3 separate regions of the Homo sapiens genome follow, and all the other regions are linked to region 1. The links are chromatin loops, found by intact Hi-C in ENCODE. Cell type or tissue: endothelial cell of umbilical vein. All regions are shown on one strand. Each heading gives the region's core, and the rest is flanking DNA. Links, peaks and the distances in the headings are about the cores only.

Evidence for each region. Peaks named below come from ENCODE experiments on the same cell type or tissue, not always from the same donor. Only the 100,000 strongest peaks of a DNase experiment are listed, where the experiment ranks them.
Region 2: it touches region 1 in a loop (3-fold over the local background); 13 of 110 quality-filtered maps call a loop at or near these places.
Region 3: a loop joins it to region 1, with 4 times the contacts of the local background. A loop is called at or near these places in 2 of 110 quality-filtered maps.

What each region holds. Positions count from the first base shown.
Region 1 is chr3:192,815,992-192,822,594 of GRCh38, forward strand. The region is part of intron 1 of MB21D2 (Mab-21 domain containing 2); the gene reads right to left. Among named protein-coding and RNA genes, the nearest start is that of FGF12, 92 kb to the left of the region's middle. In endothelial cell of umbilical vein, for the core only: no CTCF peak of the experiment used is centred there; a DNase peak (open chromatin) is centred at 3,170; H3K27ac peaks cover 1,104 bases.
Region 2 is chr3:192,886,255-192,892,469 of GRCh38, forward strand. All of the region lies in intron 1 of MB21D2 (Mab-21 domain containing 2), which reads right to left. Among named protein-coding and RNA genes, the nearest start is that of MB21D2, 28 kb to the right of the region's middle. In endothelial cell of umbilical vein, for the core only: no CTCF peak of the experiment used is centred there; DNase peaks (open chromatin) are centred at 3,117 and 3,627; H3K27ac peaks cover 3,285 bases.
Region 3 is chr3:192,954,882-192,961,484 of GRCh38, forward strand. No RefSeq gene overlaps it. Among named protein-coding and RNA genes, the nearest start is that of MB21D2, 40 kb to the left of the region's middle. In endothelial cell of umbilical vein, for the core only: no CTCF peak of the experiment used is centred there; a DNase peak (open chromatin) is centred at 2,990; H3K27ac peaks cover 1,933 bases.

The DNA of each region.
Region 1 (6,603 bases), core at 808-5,807:
AGCAATAAACCTGCAGTGATGGGCACAATTACAGCTCAGTTCTCAAAACCAAAGATCACACAGTTTGAATAGAGGTGTACAATTTCCAAAGCTATCAATTGTCCCAGGGTTGAATTGAGAGACGACGACAGATTAAATGCAGACAGCTGTATTTATATTGTGTCCCTTCCAAAAGTCCAGTTTGGGTTTTATAGTGAAGTGGCAAAAAGACGAGAGGACAATTTTTTTTTTTAAAAAAAAAGATGGTTCCGACTTGAGAAAGGTTATTAAAGGACTCAGGTGTGCTACGATTGTGAGATGCAAAAATCCCATTTTTAAGATAGTGACAAAAATGACATTTTGTACACAGACCCAAGTCTTGTTATGACAGTAACTTTCAGATGAAAAATTCCATAATTCCAGTCTAACAAGAGGTGGTTTGAGGAGAAACTCTCCAGTAAAATCACATGAAGTTTTCAGTCTTTCCACTAGAGGTCATGCCTTCCTAATTTTTCTTTAGTTGCTGGACTGGCTGCAACCCAAAAAGTAAGGCCTGAGGTTGAACATAAATTTTTAAAATTAATACCTGATTTTACTGGTATGCTTTCAAAGTGAGTGAGAACACAGTGCTTCTTGCCGGTGAATTTCAAATGCCCACATGCTGTTTGCAGCAATTCTACTGTCACGATGGGATGTCACATCGTCGTTGGTAAGATTCACAGCTTTGAGGTGAACAAGGAAGACAGAAAAGAAGGATGCCAGAAAGGATGATGTGGATGCCGTGATAGAAAGATTATTAATTTAGGATACAGGCACGCTTGAATGTGGACCTTAGCTTCATGATTTATTAGCTGTGTGGCATCTGGATAAGTTACTTGACTTTCTGAAACTTCAGTTTCCCCATTAAAAAAAAAATGGGGGTAATATCATCTTTCTCATAAGGTTCTTGGGACACTTAATTGAAACAGTTACATAAAGCTCCAAGCAGAGTTTCTGGAACTTTGCAATCCTGAGAAAATGTAATTGTATTTTTAAAATCACATTCTGTTCACACTTCTGTAGGTTAATGAATAACACTCGTCTTTATCCTGTTATTTGGGCATGTGACTTTTAAAAATAAATATTCCAATACTTTTTCTATCTATTCTATCACTTCCCTCCCTGTTTTTCTTTTAATTTTAGTTTTTATTTAGTAATGTAGTCATGTGGTTCAACATTCAACAGCACAGACGTGACCCTGGAGGGGAGGATCTGTGTTTGAGTCACCCCTTTATTACCAAGAGCTCCTCATGCAGTGCTTTGTAATGCAAGTAACTGTGTGTCAAGTAATGTGGGTTGAGTGGGTGAAACCTCTTGACAACTCTGTCAGCTTTGTAAGGGACAGAAAACACTCTGAATGAAAAGTTAACACAAAGCACCTGGTAGATAGGAGAGAGGGAAGGAGGGAAGGAGGGAAGGAAGAAGGGAAAGAAGTGAGAGAAAGGAAGGGAAAGAAACAGATATACTGATTTTTACAGTTAGTTTTAGCTTAATATAATCTTTTACAGGACTCAATCATGACAGCTAGCATCACTGCAAACAGTAAATCTGTCATCATTAAACAGGTACCACCAGAGCCCTGCACCATCACTCAGTTGACAAATACTTCAGATTCTGTCCTTAAAATGTTTGTGGTGTAGTGTCCTTCCTGCACACCCCATGCCACTGTGTGTCACTGTAACAGTCCAGCCAGGGTCCTCACATCTCTCACAGGGACAACTGCAATACCTCCGAACTACACTCTGTTCCCACCACCGCACCCAGCATAGGCTGCCAGAAGGAGCTTCTTGAAGGATGGGCTCTAATCACATCACTCACCTGCTCAAAATCCTTCCACGGTGCCCCCATCTCCATAGCCAAGGCCTCCCCCACTCTGAGGCCAATCTCCATTTTCGTCCCTGTCTTAACTGCTCCCTTATGTTCTTAATTGGCCCCAGCCCCCAAACGGATCCCCCACAATATGCTAGTCCCCCAAATATGTCCAGTGTTTTCCAGTCCCCAAGCCTCTACTTGTTCTCTTCAGTGTGCCCTCCCTCCTTGCCTGCTGAAATCCTGCCAATTCTACCCACCTAAAAGCTTTTGCCTCCTAACCTTACTCCACAATCATACAAATTATTTCCTGTCCCCCTTCATACAGCATTTGTACTACAGCTATTTGAGCTCATTCTCATGTCTCACATGAGACCATGAGTTTTTTGAAGACAGGAACGGAGCCTTATTCACCTGCATCCCCCTGTGTTCTGTGTCTGGGGTTTAGGCCACTGATATCTAGAAACAGTCTGACCTACTACAGAATATGTCACTGTAACATGAACTGCTTGTACAGGACTGGCAGATAGGAAAATGATGTCAGCACAATTAAAAGTTGGATTGCTTTCACATGCAATTTTCCTAGAATGCTAATATTTTGTACAATCAAGAACTAGCAGCTAAAAAAAATGTACTCAAACACAGAATACAGCAAGTCACAGAGTTCTCAGCTCAGACAGACATGTGGTTCTTGGTTCAGAAAGTATGTGGCTTTTCTTTTTGTATTGTTGCCTATGATCTTACTTCATTGTATCCTTGTCTCCAAAATTCAACAACTTTTCCTTACAATCCATCAAGCCATCTTCAACCATTTTTAAAGGTAAAGTCCTTTTTAGAGTGGTATTTCTTTATCTTTTCGTGTTTCTTTTGCTTTTGTTAATGTCCTGGTTACAAAGTCAAATAGGTTTTGGGGGATATGGTCATAACTCTGCTTTTCCTATAAGTCATGCTGGTTTTTTTAATGCAATTATGCAGAATATGAGGATTTTAAGGAATATATATACTATATTGTTATATAAGTGCCTAGACCAGTGCTCAACTTAACTGGAGATAGAAGGCCAACTGCTGGTCTTAATAAATGAATGATGACAAGGTCCCTCAATACAGTTCCCTTGAATGTCAATTGTTTGAGCCAGTTCTCAATTAACTGAATATCCGAGAGGCAGGAATTGAGTTTTTTTTTTGCTAGAATCTGAACTGCCAATGGAAATGCTCTTGGGCAAGACAGGCTGACCTGACCTGGAATATAAGTGACTCATAGTTTTCCTGGAGAGCTGAGCATGTCTGAAGAATGCTAGATCCCAGGGCTCCTGAAGAGGGAGAGGCCATCCGGGGGCAAAAGTGAAGGGAGAAGAAAAGAGAGATAGGAATCAATGTTTACAGAGTATCTGCTAAGGCCCAGTTATATATTAAGATTTACATGCAAAAATCTTTGAGACTTAATCCTCAATTGACAAGAAAAGAAAGTCAGGCTCAGTGGTGAAGGGGTTTGCCCACGGTGACTAACACAGGGTTGCCTGAATCCAAAACACTGGCTTTTCACGGCAAGGGTGGTTTCCAAACCTAGCACAAGGGCTGGGCCTCCGGAGAAGCCCTGTAATTAGTGGAGGGTGAAGGTGGAAGATGAAGTGCAAGGAAAGAATGTGACAGTCAAGTGAGCAGAACCTGGGCCTCCCACCCCCGCTTCGACCACTTGGATCGGTTTTACTTATTGGGCTTCCTCTTATGCTTCTATTTGAGGGAAGAGTCCTATAGTTTTAAAAGGGAGATGGAGAAAGGGTTAGAAAATCACTGCATCATATCAAGCTGCCTATTTCCCAATTCTGCCTGAGGCTGGCCCCTCAGCAGAAAAATAAATCAGTGCTTACAAAAGATCTTCTATGCAGACCACTGCTGGAGTGGTCCCCAAGTCCCCTCTCTAATCATTCCAAAGCTGTCTAAAAAGACTTTACTTTTCGCCAACTGTACTCACTTGTTCAACTATTTTTACCCATTTCCAGGTACTCCAGCTTGGGAGGCACCTGACATCCATCTGTGAAAGTGCAGGCAGCTTGGAGAGCAGGCCCTGCAGCTCCTGCTCTGGGGACAAGCTCTGCATCCCAAGCTCTGAACCTGAAGCAGGACACCCAGGGCCTAGTCCTGGTGCTCCCTACAAGGGGGTAGGGGAATCAGCTCCTCTCCCTAGGTTTCTGTTTCCTTGGCTACCAAGTAAGTTGGGTGGAATACATGGTTTTTAATGTCCTTTCTGACTTTCAGGACTCTATACATAAATAAGTGTGTTTGTGTTTCTGTGGGGAGAGAAAGGGGAGGGAGATGCGATATTAAGAGTGAGTTTGTATAACAGCAAGTCAGAGCTAAGATGTATAAAAGTACACACCCCCCAGAAACACACAGAGGTGTATGCAGAACCTTCAGACAGATTTCTCTAAAATTTATGAGTATCATGAAACAGATTGTAAAAAAGAAAACTATGACATTATGAACGCTGATCTAACTTAAGCACAAAGAGCAAAGTAGACCTTTAACTCCCCCGAGATAACAACTTCGGATAATACAAAATGTAATTTCAGATCTTTCCAAAGGCCTTTCAAAGTCCAGGGATGAGGTTCTGTGTTGCAGGGAAAGGACTCGTACAGAAGTTTTGTTAAAATGATTAGAAAGAAAATAACAGGCACTGGATTTACAGCCAGTCTCTGGGCAATGAATGATTTGTCACCTTTTTCTTCTGTTATTGATTCTCGCCTATAGACAGACGAGGAATGACTGCTGATGAAAGCGTCTGCGTAGCGGCCACTCAGACTGTGTCAAATATTCCTCCGGCGTCCCGCCCCGGGCTCTCTCTGCAAAGGCCCAACCTCCTCACAGATGCTCCGCTGCCTCGTTCAGCCAGCATCTGGAGGTACAACTTCTGACTACCTAACTCGCGCTCCACCCTGTTTTCCATCCCCCCAAATCTTATTTTCTGACACAGGGGCTCGCTCTGTCACCCAGGCTGAAATGCAACGGTGTGATCACGGCTCACTCCAGCCTCAAACTCTTGGGCTCAAGCAATCCTCTCACCTCAGCCTTTTGAGTAATCAGGACTACAGGCGGTGCCACCACACCCAGCTTTTTTTTATATATATTTTTTGTAGAGATGAGGTCTCGCTATGTTGCTGAGGCTAGTCCCGAACTCCTGGCCTCAAGCCATCCTTCACACCCATCCCTCACAAATCCATTTTAAACAAACAAACAGAACATTACGTACCCTTCAAATAACAATGAACACATCGTTTATTTGACTAATGCTGCTGCCTTCCTGATATTGCTAATGTCACTATCCACCACCACCTGGGCTCTTAATAACATCACTCATTTACTGGGCACCTACTTTGGGCCAAAAGGTTTCTTGTGAATTGTTATTAATCTTTATAATGCCCTCTTATGATGAAGACCTTGAGGTTAAATAAATGCTCAAAGTTACATAGTCAGTGGATCTGATAGCTGAACCAAGCTCTCTGACTCCAAAGGTAGGGTTGACTCACAAACATTTCATCCAGGTCAGTAGTGTGAACTATCCACACCTGCTCCCACCTCATTCCTCAACCTCATCTCACAACTTCGCTATTGCCCTGGGAGACCGCAGAGCACCTGCAGCTTTCAAACACTATGGGATCCAGAAATGAAGGAAGCTGGGAGATCCAGGCACAAGCAGGGAGCACCAAACCTAGAGGCAAGTTCTCAGTCCAGAATTTTCTGCCCCTTCCCTCTCTTCTTGCCTAATTCTACCAATTAGGTTCATTGTCACGATTAAAAGGGAAACTGGAAATTGCTTTCTGGAAGTTAAGGCGCTAATTAACATTTACTCTTTGGTTTAAATGTCTGGAATTGGAGAACAACATTCTTAACGCAGCAAAGAACACCAGCCCTGCCACAGTGGGAGTTGGATTCAGAGTTGACTGAGTGATTTGGAGGTCTACAAAGTGCCATGATGGGCCGTCAGGGTCCTGGAAGGTCCTGAGGACAGAAGTAGGAGACAGGGAGGCAGCAAGAGGCAGCACCCAGGAAACCCTTTGTCAATTTCAAAACTGTGCTCAATTTTTTTCTCTTCCTCTTCCTTTCCCTCCCCTCCTATACAGCCTCCTACTCCCCAAACCCAAGATAATAGGATGAGTACTGCATTCCGGTTGCAAACTGAGTTAAAATGGCACCTGTGAACCCAGGCATTATTTGAAATATCTTTACATGGAAATACGTGATCTGATTCTAAACAAACAAGTGTATACCTATCGCATTTCTAAATGTGAGGGAGCTATTATTCACAGCAAGTCCCTGAGAAGCTAATTAAATGTGCCACAAACAAGCATAACAGTCCAACAGAAAAAAGGCGGGGTGGGGGTGGGAGGTTGGAATGGGGCATCTGCTTAAAGTTTTCATTCCTAATAAGAGATGTTTCTAAATTGAGTTGAAGAGAGCTTGTGATACATTGGAGAGTCACTTACACTGTTTCACTTCAATTACTGGTTTCTCCCCAAAATAAGATTCAACAGAAAAGGTGACAGGAGTTCACCTCAGATACCAGTCTCAACAGGCATGGAGGCAGAGACTTCATTAATAGTATAGGAACTCACCAAGTAACTTTATTCCTCCCACCCCTTTTGGATATCCACATAGAAGTTCTAATAGATGTAAGAGCAAATGCAAATCACTGGCATTGTAAAGAATAAGGTCCACCACGGGGAAGTGCTACTGGGGACCACGAGGAAGCATGAAGGCCAAAACTTAGAAAGAGTCTGA
Region 2 (6,215 bases), core at 1,029-6,028, 70 kb after region 1:
GTCTATTTTTATAATTTTTGACAAAGTCTCCATTGTTTTGTGATGAGATGGGAGTATAAATAAAAATCATACTTGCTAACATTCTTGAGTACTTGAGTTTACAAAATATTTTCACGTACGTTGACTAGTTTTCTTAAGGTATTTCCCTTGTAGTATTTCCAAACACACAACAGAATTAATACCACGAGTACTCATTTATCCATCAGCCACCTTTAGCAAATCTTGACACTTTGCTACATTTCCTTCGGGCTTTTGAATAATAATTTAAAAAAGAAAGCTACAGATACAGTTATTCCATTCCACTCTGCTGTCATTTAGAGAGATGACTACTATCCTGAAATACGAGTGTGTCACTCTAAAGCACATTTCATACTTCTACCATATGTGTGATTCATAAGCAATTTATACTATTGTTTAACATTCAATAAATGGTGTCATGTACTAGTCATTCTACAACTTGCTTTTCTAACCCTTACGTTTTTGAATTTTACCTTTGCTGGAAATATAACTCTAGTTCATTAATTCCAATTTAATTCAATTTTCACAGTACCTTTTTACCTAAAATAACGAAAGAGTAAATATCTTGCCTGATTCTAAGAAGCAATGACTAATTCAGATTCCATTCTCATCCATAAGTCCATGTTCTTCTACTGTAAAACTCTGTTTTCTGAAATTAGAAGACTGGAAATTACAAAGTCTTCATTTAAAATCCTGTCAAGCTGTAAGTTAAGGAAAGGAAAAAAAAAAAATCCCCACTTTCGCCACTGTCCCTAGATTCTTCACTATACAAACAGGGCTACCAATTCATTTCGAGAAGACGCTGAACCAAATTCTTCGGTTTCTTTGTCCACTCTGGGAAATGTGAACACTAACCAGACATTTGACGATATCAATGAACTTTACTTTTTAAGAGACAAAGTCTCGTTCTGTTTCCCAGGGTGAAGTGCAGTGATGTCATCGTAGCTCACTGCAGCCTCAAACTGCTGGATTCAAGCAACCCTCTTACCTCAGCCTCCAGGACTGCAGGAACACGCCACCACACCCAACTATTGTTAACTTTTCTTGAAGAGTGAAAATGGTATGTTCAAAAGGAAAAAAGACGTTGCTTAATATTTATACAGTTTCAGTTTTACAAGATGAAAAGAGTTCTTGAAATTGATTGCACAAAAATGTGAACGTACTTAACACTACTAAACTGTACACTTAGAAACTGTGAAGATCGTAATTTTATGCTATGTGTATTTTACCACAATATTCAAAAAAAGGAAAAAGATATATTTAGGGATAAATTATACGTCTAGGTTTGATCTAAAATAATCCACGGTGGGGTAGAGGTTACAGAAAAAACAAAGGTATATGGGGGTTCATTATACCAGTCTCTATTTTTATATGTTTGAAGTTCCAAAATAAAGTTTTAAATAATGGCTTAGCCCAACAAAAAATATTTTTTCCCTTTACTAACAGGTTGCTTTGCTCTTACGTAAAAATAAAAAGCATCCTATTTTTTGAACGCTAGCAGCCCTAAGATCTGCTTTACCTTTTGCAGTTCTAGAAGGGACACTGCTTCTCAAACTTGAATGTGCATCTGAGTCACCCTGGGACCTTGTGGAGATGCAGTTTCTCTTCAGTAAGGCTTGGGTGGGGCCTGAAATGCTGCACTTCAAACAAGCTCCCAGGTGCTGGTGCTGGTTCACGGGTCCCATACTGAGGAACAAGGCAACAGGGGACGCGTAGGCTGCAAGCATTTGCAAGGGGAGAATCTAGCAAGGCTTTATTTAAATTGCATATCTGGGGACTAGAAGGGCACCAACACTGCTCCTCCGTTCTGGGAAAAAGTCTCCCGGCTCCTTTGCACCCCAGCACCAGGCATCACTATCCACTTAGTGAGAACCTCTAAAATGGAGAGCATCATACAAAAACCTCCTAGCAATCAGCTTTATTCCAGCCTTACACTTAAATCTGAACTCCTTAAATAGCCATGAAAATCTAATGCCCTGAAAGATTCTCCTCCTCAATCTATTAAGTAATGACTAAGCCAAAGAAACACATCCAGAAGCCAAAGTGCAGAGGCCCAGGCAAGAGCTGGGAATCATTAACAAACTATAAGAAGGTTAAACGCAGTATATCTTGGAAGCTCTAGTAAATTCCATTAAAGAAATAACATTCATTAAAGCACGCGCGCTCCTAAGCAACCATCAACATCTCTGAAGAATCAAAAGAAGAATTTCTACCCATAGAAAATCTTATCCACAAAATACAGTTATTTCCTCTAATGTTTTATGGTTGTCAGGTTGACTTAACCAAAGTCTTCCGTCCTCAGAGAAATGCTCTATTATCTGGTAGACTATGAATGCCTACAGGACAGGGATTATCACTGACAATTCTTAAGCTCTTACCATATGATCATACAGCTCCCATTTATTGTGCTTTCGAGGTGAGCACGAAGCAGTTTATATGACTTATTTCACCTAAAACATTCTGTCACTAAGGTATTTTATTTATTGAGTCTTTACTCACTAAATCCCTCCCCTCTTTGCAAGTATTTTTCCTAAAATGTTAATTCTTAGCTTCTTTCAGCAGAATGATGTAAAGGAGAAGGTGCTACCCTCTTTGACCTGTGAACTCCAGACCAAGCTATCTAGAGTCCAGCTCTGTCACCCAGGCTGGAGTGCAGTGGTGCGATCTGGACTCTGGTAGAGTCTAAGGGACTCTATCATCTCTACCAGCTCAAATCATGCCCCTTATGGTTCACATATGCATGACAGGGAGCCAGCCACTGGGAGGAGCATGGAAAGAACCCACCCAAGTCCCTGCCTTCAGCAAGCACGCAATCCAGTGGAAATGTCACCAGGCAGAAGAATTAAAATCTATTTATGATGTATTCAACAAACAGATACACACACAAATATACAGTTAGTTCAGGCAGGCAGAGAAACCCTTCTGACAAAAGGGTTAAGGAGTTCTCTATTAAGATGGTTTCTCTATTAAGATGGTTTTGGGGCTGGACCTTCAAAGAGTACTTATAACACATAAAAAAGGGAAAAAATGAACTAAGACACTGAAGCATGTGAGAACAGACTGGTGAGTAGCTTGGAATGGCTGGAATGCACAGACCCAGAGAGCAGGAGCTCTTGGCAGAAAAGAATTCAATGGGCTGCTTATTACAGGAAGTTGATTTGCTCTGAAGCTCTAACTTTGCAATTAATACTTAATTTTTACTTGATAGTGTTATTCTTTTTAAAAAGTCTTATTGTACCTAGCTCCAGCAGCATTTCCCTGAGGCTGCAGCCTCTAGGGAAATTACAAGACACTTGCCCAGGCCAGGTCCTACCTACCTCTGCTGGCCCTAGAGTTTATCACAGGAAGATTTTTTTTGTTTTTAAATGTGTAAATACAGTTTCCAGAGGCTTGTTCCAGGGTGACTCTCAAGCCCAAGCCAAAATACCTAACAAACAAGAAAAATCCATGTATGCAGAGTATAAAGATGTGAAAAGTGTTTTGTGAACTATTTCTAAAGCGTGCAACATAACAAGAAAACATTATAACTCTTATCACTGCTGGGACTGAACTCAGTCCAATGACCTCCAACAGAAAAGAATTAAGGTCCTGAACACCCACATCCAGAGTCAACACTTCGTTTAACAAAATAAAATAATAAAAGTGTTGCTTAGTCAGTTAGGAAAAAAAAAATCCAACGGTAGACACCAGAAATGACTTCACTGTGAAGGACAGATTTCCAGAAATAACACATGTCTAATGCCATTTCTGAAACTACAGCTAGGCAGAAAAAACAATTCTTTTTACCTTTATTTATTCCCAGAATAACAGAAACAAGAACCAAGAGCAACCTTTTCTTGACATCCTTCTGGTGTTTCTGGAAAAATATCTCCTTGCAATAAATAGTGGAGCATGTCCCTGCTTCCCTCACAGAACAGGTATGTAGGTCCATTTTTAGTATATAAAACTAGCTAATGGTAATATGCAAACAGAAATTCTCATCATTGTGTAGATGATCTATTTGCACTGATCACAGATGCCAGGAGAAATTCCCAACATAAATAAAAAGACTAAGAAGGTTTTTTTCCTGGTATTTTCAAGGCAATATACTTAGGGAAATCATAATTTGAGCATATCTTGGAAACTCAAGACACCAAATAAACAAAGAGCTTGTACTTGTCCTTTAAAGAAAGCCTGGGTTTTAGAATGGGGCAGGCTTAGCTTGTAAGGTCTGATGGGGCATCAGGACAAAAGCGAAACCTGAACTTCCCACATGATAATTTTCTAGGTATAGAAAAAGTCTGATGCAATCTGTTCTGTAAGCAATGATTACAGAAAAAAAAAAAAAAATCCTACCTATAAAGTTCACAGTTGGCATACCCTGCCATTCCCGACTGTGCAGGTACAAACTCATCAATTTTGAAAGCCATGAAGCCAAGTGATTGTGCTATCTGGTTAAAAACCTTTGAAACAAACAAATTTCGGCAAAAATGATACATGCTCTGAGGATATGGCATTACGTCATAACGATCCTCCTCACATCCTCCATGGCAGGCGGTTATTGATATAAGATGTACGTGCTTCTCAGGAGTCCCTAAATACTAGGTCCACGCAGAGACATGGGGAGAGGAAGAAAGAATGGTGATTTTAAATATTACTCATAAAAACTCAGTTTATCCTGCGTGGGGGAAGAAATGATAGCAACATCTCCTACCCCAGTCTAGAGTTGTATTTTTAGAGGTCATGTTCACTATTTCTTAGCGGCTTATCTCAAAGAAAAGGAATACCACGCAGGGGGAGACTTATTTAAACTACAAAACACACATCATCTTCTGACTTGTACAAAGTTCTTATAGAAGTTTTCTGGTCACATTAATTGGGTGAGTCATTTTATCTCAAACAGGTAGGTGTATTATGCAATTTTTCATGAGAAAACATAAATACAGATTTACATATGGTCACCTGAATTTTTAGACATTGCCATCTAATTCAACCATGCATTTGTAATACATTGAAGGCCGAAACAGGACAAGGCTGCAAGCCAAATTCAGACTGCAGGCAGCCGATTCATAACATCTGGATTAGAATAATTAATGTAATAGAACAAGAGCAGGAAAATAATTAATAAATAGAACAAAATAATTAATGTAACAGAACAAGAGCAGGAAAAGCTGGTATCATAAGAGGCACTGGAAATTTGCTGTTTCCAAGCTGGTAAAAGAAAGGCAAAAGAAAGGTATTTGCAAATCCATTGCAAGAGAAGAGAGATGGTAGGAGTCCTCCCTCTGCATAACATTTTCAAGGGCTTCCCTTGCAGGCTTAGTGTGATACCAAATGAGGTTCTAGATGACACTGTTTAACATGATGCCTGGCACCTAGCAAACAGCCAATACATGTTAATGCTTTTATTACTGTTATTAAGATAGCAAAACTTAAATGGGTCTTCCACACCAGCTACATGACCTCTGGTAAACTACTTAACATTTCTAGCTCAGTTTTCTCATCTGTAAAATGTGTCGGCACAGACCAAGCTTCAATAAATGTCAGCTGTTATTACTGGTATAGAGGTGATGGGAAGCCCTTCCCAAAAATGTGATCCATGAGAAAAGAAAAACTCTAAAAGCTGTGAACAAAAGGCAAAGTTTTAACAAATTACATTCCGATGGTTGATTCGACTTTAGGCCTATTATTTAACCCACCTGCACTTTTACTGCTTGGTTTGTAGAATGGAGAAAAACAAACTCATTTACTTCATAGGGTAAAATCATCTTGTACATTCTCTTGTGTCAAACAATGATTACAATTATTAGCCCAGATATTAAATATTAACACTTCTATTCCATGACACACACCCATGACGACCACTCACAAATTCATGTGGCACTGGCAGCTCCTTTGGCCCACACTTCAGGAATCGTGCTACATAACAACCCCCACTGCCCGTGAGGCAGGGTCCATCTTCAGCTCCCAACGTGCTTTCACACCCAGCAGGCTCACTGGTCCCCACATCCAGTGACTGGGAGTTCAGATAATTTTGTCCCCATTTTACAGATGAGGATTTAGACACTGGGTCTTTGAATTAATAACCCAAAGCTCACCCTAGGTTATGACCTTGCCTGCCTCTAGTAGCAAATACATGCTACAGAGAAAGGCTCAGAAAAAGTCTTAATTTAGGAGTTTGCTAAACTTCAGTCATTGCTTTTTTTATTTTTATTTGG
Region 3 (6,603 bases), core at 623-5,622, 140 kb after region 1:
TGCAATCACAGCTCACTGCAACCTCTGCCTCCTGGGCTCAAGTGATCCTCCTGCCTGGGCCTCCCAAGTAGCTGGGACTATAGGCACATGCCACCATGCCCAGCTAATTCTTGTATCTTTTGTAGAGATGGGGTTTCACCATGTTGCCTAGGCTGGTCTCAAACTCTTGAGCTCAAGTGATCTGCTGGCCTTGGCCCCCCAAAGTGTTGGGATTATAGGCATGAGCCACCATGCCCAGACCCACAAACTCTAAATTCTGAGAAGAATAGTGGTTGTCCTAATTAGACATTTTGTTGGCAAATGGGGCCAAGGACAAGGAGTCAGGATTCCAGGGTTTAAAGTCTATAGACTATTCATGGCATTAAAGACAGCCTATTACAATAAGGGAACCTGCAATTCAGCAGGTGAGCACAACTTCTCATGGGTACGGATAAGAGGATTAGACCCGACTGCACTCCATGATGTGGTCTGAAGATGCTGACCGATCTTGACTCCTCTGGCAAGTTCAGCCACCTCAATTAGAATATGACCTTCATTTGATGTAGTGAGCTCCCAATTAAAATTTTATGCGAAGAGTTTTTGAAGCTAAAGAAATTTTTAGAAAACTACTGGTATAGATAATCCCATGAGTTTTTCTAAATTTTCCTGTTAGGGTACAACCTCTCCCTTGAATATTAGTTTTAATTCATTATTAATATGAATTCACTTTTACTTCTATCTCCAAGTTGGCTATTCAGAATAATAGGTAAGAAGTATTACAGTATCTGCGCTCTGCACATTGAGGGTCAATAAATATTTGATGAACAAAAGAAGGTTGATGATACCAGGAGAAAGGAATGGGTCAGGTCGTTTTCATTTTTTTACTGTCAGTAAGCCATAGAGGAGCAGGGCAATTTTTTTAAACAGAGAAGTGAATTGCTATTTTCTTTTTTTCATAAATTAAGTAACACTGACATACTTTCTTAATGTTGCATTAAAACAACTCAACTTTATGAAGGGGTTCTCACTCTAGTGAAGAGTGATGAGCAGATGATAGAAATGGCTTATATAGTGACCCAAAGAATGCACACACTACTAAATTGTGCGATTTCTTTGCTTTATGTTCAAGTGTATGAAAATTACTTGAGTGAGCCCTAAGATCTAGCTGCTTTTGGAACAGATTACAGTCTGTGTGTGTGTGTCTGTGTGTAAGTGTGCATGTCTATGTGTGTGTGCATGTATGTGTATCTGTTTGTGTAAGTGTGTATGTGTATGTTGTTTGGAGGGAATTCTGTGTCACAGTTGTGTGGTCATAGGAATTCGGAAAGAAAGAAAACCTTAACCTGAGCAGGGATGGTTCAGATGATTTCTCAGATGAAGTGACAGAGATTGTTGAGAAAATGTAATTTGAGCCCACAGAAAACCCATTGTAAGCACTCCAATTCCTGGCTACAAACTGCACTTTATTCTTCAGGAAAATATCCTGGACTCAATCTTTAATCCTTTTACAAATTTTTTTTCTTTTTTCTTTTTTTTTTTTTTGAGATAGGGTCTCACTCTGTCACCCAGGCTGGTGTGCAGTGATGCAATCTTGGCTCACTATAACCTCCGCCTCCTGGGCTTAAGTGATTCTCCCATCGCAGCCTCCGGAATAGCTTGGACAACAGGGGTGCACCACCACACCTGGCTAATTTTTTTGTATTTTTTGTAGTTACAGGATTTTGCCATATTTTCCAGGCTGGTCTCAAACTCCTGGGCTCAAGTGATCCACCTGCATCGGCCTCCCAAATTGCTGGGGTTACAGGCATGTGCTGCTGTGCCTGGTCCCTTATTCAATTCTTAATGATATCTTTAGGCAACAGTGTAGCTCAGTAAAGAGTCCAATTCTGCCCTCAGATGTGTGGAGAGAAGCCACCCAAGGCAGGAAAAGCACCTCAATCCCTGGGGTAAATGAAGGCCTGTGTATGGAAAGCTTCTTTTGGTAGACGTTCACAAGCTCAATACTTAGATGTGATATATCTCCATCCGTGGAGGACTGTTTCTTTGGGGAGAGTTCTGCAGATGTATGCAGCCTCAGTTAGCACGGCAGGTAAAGTTTGGGGAAATTAAACCATGCCAGGAGGGAATAAATGGGCGAAGGGGCTGTTTAGAGCCTGAAGTGAACGCCCTTATGGAAGTCTGAAACTAATGTGGGAAAAGGCAAGCTAAATGATTCCTATTTGGTGATTTGTTTGAAATGTTTTGATGAAGGTTATGGAGAGGAAGACTCCAGTTTCATCATCTGAGAGCCATTGGATCTAAAAGAGGTGAGGCATCTTCTACTGGGAGCTCAACCAGTTAGAGGAAACCGATGCAGACGTGATTTCTCTGCTTTCCATCTCTTCACATAAATCCAACAAAATATCTTCTGCCTAGAGCTCTGCTTTCAATGTGTGCAATTATTCATCCATTTCCTCAATGTATATTAACTGTGTGCGAGGCACCAAGACAGGAGCTGGGGAATCAGGGGGGTTATGGGCCATACCATCAAGAGTCCCACAGTTTGGTTGGAGAGGAAGATAAGAAAACCTGCCATGACAGGATTTCCACACAACAGGGAGACAGTGACAGGAAGGTAATCAGGGAGGCAGTCTTGGGTGCTGTCCACAAGCACAGACTCTGGTAACAGCTCTGTTCTTATCCCAGCCCTGCCATTTAGTAGCTGTGTGATCTGGAGCCAGTTACGTCAACTCTCTGTGTTGCAATCTCCTCAATTGTGAAATGAAACTCGTAACACCAACCTCAAGGATTTGTTGTATGAGTTAAATGAGTTAATACATGTGAAGTGTTTAGTAAAGCACCAGCATGTACAATGTGCTCACAGCCCGCAGAGAACTGCAAGGGCAGGGACCCTTTCAGCTGCACCTCAACTGTCACTCCCTGTCTTCAGTTCTCAGCTGAGTCCAGCAGTTCCTGGGCAAGATGAGGAAGAAACAGTTACCGTCATTTCCCCCTCAAACCAAAGGGAAATGAGTGACTCACTCCAGCATCACGGAATGTCTGAAAGGGGATTTCTTTCTTTATCTAAAGGAAATTTTGGCAGGAAAAGTAGACTAAAACTATTCCCCAACGTAGGCAGCTCTTGTAAAATGATTTGTTAACTTAATATTTCTATGAACTTGTATTAAATACTTACCATATGCTAGGAACTGTGGGCTATAGGGTAACAGCCTGCATTTATTGATCCCTCACATGTGCTAAGCACTGTAGAAAGTACCGCATTTATCTAATATTCACAATACATCCTCATGAAGTAGGTTCATTATCATTCAAAGGAAGAAACTGAAACAGAGAGAGGTTAACAAATAACTTGCCAAGGTTCTACAGCAAGATAGGAAATAGTGGAGCAGGGATTTGAACTTGGGAAGAATGAGTGGAGAGTCCAAAGCCTGACCACTATGTTTTCCTGTCTTAAGAAAATATAATCACTTTCTGCAAGGAGTGCTTATTCTAGTGAAGGAGCCAGAAAAGAACAGATAATTAATATACAGTGTAATCTATGCTCTATAAAGGTGTGAACAGAGTTCTGTGGAAGCACAGAGGAGGGAGGAAATTACTTTGGCTGGGAGAACCAGTTTTAGCTGTAATAAGCAAAGTACTCAAGATTACACAAAATTTCCAAAATATGTACAAACCTGGAATGATGAAAATCTGTCACAGAGAAAGAAAAGCTTACATTCAAAGATGACTAAAAACTATAAACCTGTCTAGGTAATCAGCCTCTAAATGATCAAGAGTCAAAGTTACATTTTTGAGTCTATGACATCAGGTGTAATATGCATATTACTGCTTTGGTGTGACTGACCACACTGCACTTTGCTAACTGTCAAAACCATATATTTCAAGTCCCAGCTCAAGTTCTATCTTGGAAGGGAGTGGCCACAACTTATTAGTCTTTATTCTTTTTGGTATCCTCTGTCTCATCTATATTAGGTGCCTATCTCACTGCCTGGCTCAAGGTAGTAGCTCAAATGTGTTCATTCTGCGTCTTTTAGAAGTTGATTAATCTGTTTTTGTTTAGTTCAAGGCCTAATTTTTTCTCTCTCACCTTTCACTATTTTCATTTCACATCTCATTTATATTTCTCACAGATGTTACTAGGAGTCAAACTCTAAAATTCACCCATTTCAACATTTGGGAAAGAATGCATCAAAATGCGATCTCAAGATGGATTCTGGTGGTAACTTTTGGGTTTTCTTTATCAATGTCCCTCTTTGTCACTCATAGGAAAAATTAGCTTAAACTTAGTGGGAAAAAAATTTGGTTCCATATTGCTCAAGATATGTCCTGACTACCTGTTCAGGTCTGATTTTTGAGTAGCGGGTAACAACCAGTACACATCTTTCTCCAGCTCTTGACATCAAAACCGTCTGTTCAGAACGAGAGGGAAGAGAAAGAGAAAGGGGAGAATGAGCGTGGGAAGAAAGATAGAGAAAATGATTCTGTCAGTCTAGGGTCAAAAATAAATGGAGGAGGCAAGAATGTCCTGCAAAATGCTTTGAATAATGTTATAATAAATTACCAACGCTTACGAGGTTAAATGAATTGTGTCCCTGCTGACATTAAGTAAGGATTTGAGGTAGAATATCAATCTTCAGTAAGTGTCATCCTTTTGAGCTCAAATCAGTGGGCATCATTTTGTCTGATCAAGCACCAGTCCAGTTGTAGCTGAGAACTAGCTGGTACCTACAGTAATAGCTGATTTGTCAGTTACCCTGCTCAGGTGCCCAATCATTGCAGAACTGCTCCTGAAAGTACAGTCTTTGACTTTGATATCTTTTAAACACACTTCCAGGACACCTAAAATTCCTCTGTTACATCAAGTCTCTCATTGTGTTTACATAGACTTCTGCTACCCTAACCTGGCCCTACTCCATCTGTATTAGTCTATTCCTATGCTACTAATAAAAACATACCTGAGACTGGGTAATTTATAAAGGAAAGAGATTTAATGGACGCACAGTTCCACATGGCTGGGGAGGCTTCACAGTCGTGATTAGAAGGCAAAGGAGAAGAAAAACATGTCTTACATGGTGGCAGGAAAGAGAGTTTGTGCAGGGGAACTCCCATTTATAAACCATCAGATCTCATGAGACTTACTCACCATCACGAGAACAGTATGGGGGAAACTGCCCCCATGAATCAATTATCTCCACCTGGCCCCACCCTTGACATGTGGGGATTATTACAGTTCAAGGTGAGATTTGAGTGGGGACACAGAGTCTAACCATATAACCATCTGTTGTTACAGATTTTTCTTATTCATAGTTTTCTAGTAATTAATGTCAAAATGATAAGATAGGATCTCAGCATATCTCAGTATCTCATGAGGATGCAAGTTTATTCTTAAATACTTTATATAGAATTTACTAAGATGAAAGGAGATTTTTTTCTTTTATTTATTTATTTATTATTATTATACTTTAAGTTTTAGGGTACATGTGCACAATGTGCAGGTTAGTTACATATGTATACATGCACCATGCTGGTGCACTGCACCCACTAACTCGTCATCTAGCATTAGGTATATCTCCCAGTGCTATCCCTCCCCCCTCCCCTCACCCCACAACAGTCCCCAGAGTGTGATGTTCCCCTTCCTGTGTCCATGTGTTCTCATTGTTCAATTCCCACGTATGAGTGAGAATATGCAGTGTTTGGTTTTTTGTTCTTGGCGATAGTTTACTGAGAATGATGATTTCCAATTTCATCCATGTCCCTACAAAGGACATGAACTCATCATTTTTTATGGCTGCATAGTATTCCATGGTGTATATGTGCCACATTTTCTTAATCCAGTCCATCATTGTTGGACATTTGGGTTGGTTCCAAGTCTTTGCTATTGTGAATAATGCCGCAATAAACATACGTGTGCATGTGTCTTTATAGCAGCATGATTTATAGTCCTTTGGGTATATACCCAGTAATGGGATGGCTGGGTCAAATGGTATTTCTAGTTCTAGATCCCTGAGGAATCGCCACACTGACTTCCACAATGGTTGAACTAGTTTACAGTCCCACCAACAGTGTAAAAGTGTTCCTATTTCTCCACATCCTCTCCAGCACCTGTTGTTTCCTGACATTTTCATGATTGCCATTCTAACTGGTGTGAGATTGTATCTCATTGTGGTTTTGATTTGCATTTCTCTGATGGCCAGTGATGATGAGCATTTTTTTCATGTGTTTTTTGGCTGCATAAATGTCTTCTTTTGAGAAGTGTCTGTTCATGTCCTTCGCCCACTTTTTGATGGGGTTGTTTGTTTTTTTCTTGTAAATTTGTTTGAGTTCATTGTAGATTCTGGATATTAGCCCTTTGTCAGACGAGTAGGTTGCGAAAATTTTCTCCCATTTTGTAGGCTGCCTGTTCACTCTGATGGTAGTTTCTTTTGCTGTGCAGAAGCTCTTTAGTTTAATTAGATCCCATTTTTCAATTTTGTCTTTTGTTGCCATTGCTTTTGGTGTTTTAGACATGAAGTCCTTGCCCATGCCTATGTCCTGAATGGTAATGCCTAGGTTTTCTTCTAGGGTTTTTATGGTTTTAGGTCTAATGTTTAAGTCTTTATTTTTGTACATTGATTTTGTATCCTG